Regions from separate parts of the Homo sapiens genome. Here region 2 is linked to region 1. The links are chromatin contacts, found by Hi-C or POLR2A ChIA-PET in ENCODE. All regions are on one chromosome and are shown on one strand. The core of a region is the stretch at or near the end of the contact, and the rest is flanking DNA. Distances in the headings are between cores, read along the strand shown. Region 1 holds the start of TRAF1 (TNF receptor associated factor 1). Region 2 overlaps TTLL11 (tubulin tyrosine ligase like 11).

Evidence for each region. Hi-C counts contacts between places; a loop is a spot of excess contacts on that map. ChIA-PET counts read pairs that join two places held with the same protein, here RNA polymerase II (POLR2A).
Region 2: a map of OCI-LY7 shows a loop between it and region 1 (4-fold over the local background). The contact joins the enhancer-like site here to the promoter of TRAF1 in region 1. A Hi-C loop is called at or near these places in 1 of 168 maps with a recorded cell type or tissue (OCI-LY7). POLR2A ChIA-PET finds 5 or more read pairs at or near these places in 1 of 52 experiments (B cell).

What each region holds. Positions count from the first base shown.
Region 1 is chr9:120,925,342-120,928,657 of GRCh38, reverse strand. It overlaps TRAF1 (TNF receptor associated factor 1), which reads left to right and starts at 1,862. Exons shown (of 8, transcript NM_005658.5): 1 at 1,862-2,108; 2 at 2,357-2,722. The coding sequence starts at 2,583. RefSeq lists enhancers at 1,584-1,903, 2,244-2,583, 3,044-3,113, 2,710-3,233.
Region 2 is chr9:121,943,452-121,947,033 of GRCh38, reverse strand. All of the region lies in intron 6 of TTLL11 (tubulin tyrosine ligase like 11), which reads left to right. Among named protein-coding and RNA genes, the nearest start is that of TTLL11, 150 kb to the left of the region's middle. Within about 2 kb of position 2,198, at least 4 of the 41 ENCODE cell types and tissues checked have a DNase peak (open chromatin) inside an H3K27ac peak, as active enhancers do; they include B cell and OCI-LY7, where a contact is called at or near this core.

The DNA.
Region 1 (3,316 bases), core at 613-3,112:
GGGCGCCCCAAAGGACGAGTGGGAGATGGGGACACGCGGCGCAGAGAGACTCCTCGTGGATGGAGCCGATGGAGGCCCAGTGTAGAAGAGAAAGGGGTCAAGGAGACGGATAAGGAGCCACCAGAGACGCGGGGGGAATTCCCCGCAGAGGATGCGGGAAGCCGGGGAAAGGAAGGGATTCCGGAAGGAAGGGCTGAGAGCCGGGTCAGGTGCTGGCAGGAGGGCTGGTTGGATAGAAACTGGGGCGGGCCCAGGGCATTTGGCGTCCCCGACATGCGTATACACTTGGAGAGATGATTCCCTGGAGATCCAAGTGCCTGTATAGACAATCTTTTCTAGAAGTTCTACCGTTAGGTGAGGCGAGAGTAGATGTAGAAATTGGAGACGAGAATAAAGAGTGTTTTAAAAGCGTGCGTGGTTACAGGACTGGCTCTGGGTTCAGGGGTCCCCACTCACTAGCTGTGAGACCTTGAACAAGTCGCTTAGCCTCTCTGTGCCTCAGTTTTCTCATCTGTAAGGTGGGGATGATGATGGCAATACCTGCTTCACAGAGTGAAAATTAGATGAGATGATGTCTGTAAAATTACGTAAGACGGTACCCAAAAGTAGTACTATTTTTCCCTTTTCTTATTAGAGCAGGTTGCGCACGTTTTGATGTCCGTGGGAATGAGCAGGTAGAGAGGGTGGTATTGAGGCCGGAGGGGAGAGAAGGGACCCACAGATGGGGAGAGAAGTCTTGGGTGCCTGTTTTATCCCAAACCAGGGGAAGGAGGGAACAGGTAGGGCTGGCTGCAGGAAAGCTTGCAGGTATGGGGTACACAGTTAAAAGGGAGTGTCTTCTGATAGTCTTGATGCAGGCCTGGAGGTCGTTTGTTATGGGGGTGGAGGTCCTGATGTACATTGTGGCGGTAAGATGCCGTGCTGTCTTTGCCACCAGCCTGTGGCAGCCCTGGTGTTACACCAGGGCAGGTGGGCAGTTTAATGTATCTCAGGCCAGATGACCTGCCCTGCCCACCTGTTGAGGCTCCAGTAGATAGACGTGAAAGCACAGTATAAGCATAATGCACCACTTTAATCCTTTTCTCTGAGGAGCTGGAAGGCCTGTAGTCACCATCTGAGCCAAATGTCATTCAAGTACTTCACTTGGGTTACACACCACACTTTGACCCACTATCTCATTTAGTCATCACAACAAATGGGTGAAATAGGTATTATTGTCCCATTTTACAGATGCAGAATCTGAGTTTCAGGGAAGTTAAGGACTTTGTCCCAGGGCCCACAGTTAGTAAGCAGTGGACCCAGGATTTCAACTCAGCTCTGTCTGACCTCAAAACCCATGATCTGAAACCACTGTGAAAGTTTGCAAAACCTCTGTAGCAGCCAAGCAGGATGGAAAGATGTGTAGGGATTGTCTTCTCCATTTGATAGATGAGACAAGAGCTGGGTACTCTGATCTCCATCCCAAGCACACAGAGCTTGGGGCCCCACAGCCCTGGTGTGAATCCCACTCCACTACCAGAGGCTGTGTGCCTTTGGACCAGGCATCTTGCTTCTCTGACCCTATATACAGCTGCAGAAGAATTCCTTGCAGGTTGCTGTAAGGATTTGGAGGGAAACTGTTGCCCAGCACACAGTACACATTCTGGGAGCCATCGTTTCCCCAGTGCACTTTTCCTGCAAATGTGGATCTACATCCCACTTGGATGCTGAGACCAGCTGCTGTGATCTTGCATTTGTTTAGCGCTTTGTTCTCCTTGAGGCAGTAAAGTGGTGGCACCTGACCGGAGCATGTAGCCACCTATGACTTCCTGAGTGGGGTGGTGTGGGGAGGGCCCTGAGGAGTCTGTGGTCCTAGGCCTTGGATTTCATCAGGGCTTTCCTGCTCCTTCTGGTTGCCTCAGTCCCAGGCAAGATAGGGTCCCAGAATCTTACAGCCCAGAGGCCACCTGTTGCAACTTCTTTTTTACAGATGGAGTCATCAGAACCCACTGTGAGGAAGTGACTTCTCCTTGAGGTCACCCAGACACTCCAAACAGAGCAGAGCAAAAGCGCCTAGAACTTGAAATTTTGGACCTGTCTCCAACACCCTGGGGATTTCCACCAGGAAGGTGAGCACCCCCACTGAGAATTCCAGGCTGCTCAGAGGTGCCAGGGAACACAGACCAGGGACCAGCTGTGGCCCCCTCCTCCGATGTGCCCAGGGAAGTGGGGGAAGCCAGCGGCAGCCTGCGATTCTCAACCAGGGGAACTCTCACTGTGCTTTCTGAGAGTCTGTGACACGGGTCATTTTCTCTGACTTGCTCTCTTGCTTTTTCTCACTCTAAAAAAAAAAAAAAATGACTGGACACTCCTAAAGCCTTCAGTCACCATCCAGGGGATTTTTATCGCCACAAAGGGTAATTCCTGCTCCATCCCTGCTGTGACTCAGCTGTGACGTTGAACCACACAAGCCAGAGAGAAGAAGATAAAGTCATCAGAGCTCCTACTCACCAGAGAGTGAGGCCCAGGCCAGGACTCCACAAGGCTGGTCCCCTGCCCTGGAGCAACTTAAACAGGCCCTCTGGCCAGCCTGGAACCCTGAGATGGCCTCCAGCTCAGGCAGCAGTCCTCGCCCGGCCCCTGATGAGAATGAGTTTCCCTTTGGGTGCCCTCCCACCGTCTGCCAGGACCCAAAGGAGCCCAGGGCTCTCTGCTGTGCAGGCTGTCTCTCTGAGAACCCGAGGTGAGGTGATGGAGGAGCGGAGGGTGGGCAGAAAGTGGGTGCCAGGGAGGGACCCCTGATGGGAGGTGAGGGGCAGAGGAGCCTGTGACTTCAGGCGGTGACTTTTCTTCTCTGGGCCTCAGTTTCCACACCCTTTTCTCACACTCCCTGACACTGCCCCTCTGGCTGTGGTGGAAGGAGAGGAAGCCACAGAAAGGCATCAGCTCCCACAGGGGAAAGCCATCCACACCGAGGAGAGCCTCGAGGCTGTGAGGCCACTGTCTCACTGTGTGGTCTGGTGCTCTGCTAATGTCCCTAAGCCGCAGCTCGCTTGTCTGTAAAGCTGTTTTCTGTGTCATAGAATTGTTAATGAAGCCCAATGAATAATAATCACAAAAGTCCTTATAATAACAAATATAAACCTCTTGGTGAATGACAAACTGTTAGACGAATATCTCTCCTTCCACAGCATTGCTCATCACCTCAGACCGTTTGCTGGGAACCCTTTTGGAGGGGACAAAGAGATCGATATATATTTGTGTATTTAATGATACTTAAAATATTAACAACCCAGAAAGGCATGATATCAGTACTATTGTGGACATCCCTCTTTAA
Region 2 (3,582 bases), core at 949-3,448, 1.0 Mb before region 1:
TTAATCTGAGTTTCTATGTATAAATTGAGCTAAACATGACCACACCATGAGGGATAGTGAGGACCAGAGAAGGCGGCAGAGGTCAGGGGTCCCAAGTGCTGTCAGGGCCAAGCAGGTGATCTAATGAATGGGGGTAGGCTGAGTGGGGACCCTGGAAAATCCCAGAAACAGTGGTTCTCAAGCTCAGCTGCATATTGGAACCAATAGGGAACTTCTCTGCCTGGGCTCCACCTCAGACCAATTAAACCAGAATTTCTGGGGGTGGAGCCTGAACATGGTTTTAAAAAAATTAAAAGAACACTCTTTGAAACACCAGTGATTCAAATATGCAAATCACGTTTGAGGACCACTGGTCCTGACGGACACTTGTGGGTAGTGAGCATGCCTGTCACCTCCAAAATAAGTCAGCGGGCTTAGCACACAGCAGGGGTTACAGGATAGCCTTCCCAGCCTGTTGTACTGTGTGGTAACCTGGTAACTGTTTTTTGCACAAGAACTTTTTCGTCTTCCTAAATCTTGAAGGCTGGCCCCAGGTATGATTCCCGTGGTCAAAGCCCCTGCCTCTGTAAGCCCCACCTGCTTTGCCTAGTCGGCCATGAGCTGTGGCAAAACCAGAGGGCTGTGTGCGTGTTTTGTGCCTGTGTGGATCTTAAGTGGAAACTGATGAGGTCATGCCAGGGGAAGGGGGCCCAGGAGCAAAGGATTCTGGGATTCTACCCACCATTCTCTCCCTATCTCATTCCCCAGCTCCTGTCGGCTTGTTGAGACCCCCAAGCATGCCACGCTTTTTGATGCCTCTATGCCTTTGCACATCTCACCCCCAGGCCCAGGGCACTCTGTGTGTCCACTCTGGCACAGTAGTTCCTGTATTATATTGTCATTATTAGTTTACCTGTTTGTCTTAATTCAACAAATACTTATTTAGTGCCCGTTATGAACCCAGCAGAAGGAATGCTGGATTTATGGTTTAAACATCCTGTGAGCTCTTCAAGGCTCAGAACCACATCGGATGCATTCATGCCCTTGGCATTTGGCATGGGGCCTGGCACATAGAGTTTTTTTTATATTTTCGAAAGATGGAAGGAAGGATGGGTGGATGGGAGGCGATTCTATCTTACCTCCATGTTCAGGACTGTGACTTAGAGGGATAAGTTTTTGAAAGGGTGACTTTCCAGGGAAGTGGAGTGTGTTTGTAATTTCCAGAAATTTCACAGGGAGATTCAGTTCCCATGGCAGGATTTATCCATGGTTGTTAAATTGTGGATCACTTTCTTTAAGGGACATGGACATTGACTTTTAAAATAAATTTTCTCTCCAATACTGTCCTGAATGGAATCATTAAATGTAGAGTGAGTTTGGAAAATTGTAAGTAGTTCGGTATAGATGGAAGGGGTGGTGTAGGAAGCAGAGGGAATGAATTTGGAAGGATTGGCAGGGATTTGGACTATAAAGGACCTTGAATGCCAGGTTAAGGAGCTTTAGATCTGCCCTGTGGGCAGAGAGGAGGACCTCGTGGACACTTTAGAGGAGGAATGGCAGAGGCATGCTCAGTGGGTGGGTAAGAGCATCATTGTGGTCGGCTCCTTGAACAGATCAGATCAAATCACTCTTCCTTCCGAGCAATCTCCCAATCTACCATTCCTGCCCTTGCCATTTGCATAATTTACTTTTAATTATTGCTTTCATTATTTTCACAGCCCATCCTGGCAGGAATAATCTGATACTGGGTGGAATTAAACTGATGGGACCTCAGCAAACCTCCTTTGTTCATATTATTAACCCATGTATTTTTCAGAGAAGATTTTATTAAAAGAGATCATCTGGGATTTGCTCCTAAGCTGTATTTTCCGGAGACAGCACAGCCAGCAACTGTCCCTTGCACCCGACTCCTCTCTGTGGGTACAGTTTTAAAAGCAGGTGTCACTCAGCGCTTAGGGAGCACCAGTTTCTAATTAGTTGCTTGTTAAACCACAGGCCTCCAGATTGGGCTACTAAAATTACTAGTTTATTTAGTGAAGAAACACTAATGGTATTTTTTTAACCCTGAAAACAAGCATTTCCAGTTCTTTGCTGATGCCACATTTTTCTGAGATGAATGTTATTGTTACACATTACTGTTACTATTTATGGTGCCCAGAGCAGTGTGGGTTCTTTGCAAATGTTATTATCTTGTCGATTTCTCACGGGATTTTGCAAATACTGCTTTTCCAGAAGAGGAAGCCTGGTCTCAGAGAACTGAGTCACTGCCTAAAGTCACATAGCCAGTGTGGGCCAGGCTGGAATTCAACCTGGGGCTGGCCTATGTCCTTGTTCTTTTCAATAGCTTCTTCACTGTCACTTGCTTATTGATTTCCATTTGCCAATGGACCACGCTTTATGACATAGGAATTTGTATTTTTGTTTAAAAGCATCTGGAAAATAATAAAAATAATTTGAAAATATAGCTTAAGTATATTATGTATTAAACAAAACACCATTACTGTCAATTCACTTAAAGGAACTCAATATTTTCTTTTCCTTTTTTTTTGAGATGGAGTCTCACTCTGTCACCCAGGCTGGGTGCAGTGGCGCGATCTCGGCTCACTGCAACCTCCGCCCCCTGGATTCAAGTGATTCTCCTGCCTCAGCTTCCCAAGTAGCTGAGACTACAGGTGCCTGCCACCATGCCCAGCTAATTTTTGTGTTTTTAGTGGAGGCGGGGATTCGTCATGTTGGCCGGGCTGGTCTCAAACTTCTGATCTCAAATGATCTGCCCGCCTTGGCCTCCCAAAGTGCTGAGATTACAGGCGTGAGCCACCGCACCAGGCCCGGAACTCAATATTTTCTTGCTATACTAGTGAAGTCCCAAATTCTAAAATTACCCCAAGGGCAAAAGTTTAGTCCTTCAATGATTATTCATGGTGCAACCAGCCTTCCTATGCTATTTTTATCATTTTGTTAATTTGGTCATAGTCTGTTCTTCCTTCCAGGAAAATGCAATTGTATAAAATCACTTTTGATCAGGAATTTGTAAATGTCCATTAATCTGGGTTTTGACTCTCTCACTGTTAGCTATTCATAATACAAGGATTGAGTTTTCTTTGATCAGACATGAAGAAAGAAATGGGCAGTCTTATAGAATCATTCATTCACTTATTCAACAAACATTTTCTGAGCATCTCCTGTGTGGGGTGCACAGGGGGATAGACCTGTAAGGCTAACCTACATGGTCTATTCCCACGAAGCCTGGATTTCAAAGGAGGTAGGTAGGCATCACATGAGTATACAAAGAAAGAAAACAAGTGCAATGAGGCCAGTAAGTATGATGATGGGGACAGTGATGGGAACAGTGAGACATCATGTTTTTCTTGAGGTGCTCACTGGAGAGTGGAGAGACAGATGTTTAAACAAAATAGATACAAGCTCTGGCTTCTAGACACCTGCAGGTGTAACATTTACTATTTTGATCATTCTTGAGCAACCATGAAGATCTGAGAAATGTAGCAGTTTGTCATTTTGCTGAGGCCTAAATGATCTTCCATTGTAAAATAAAAGGTTTTGTCCCTCGGTAAAATAATTTGGGCATTAACAAGTGGGAGAGGT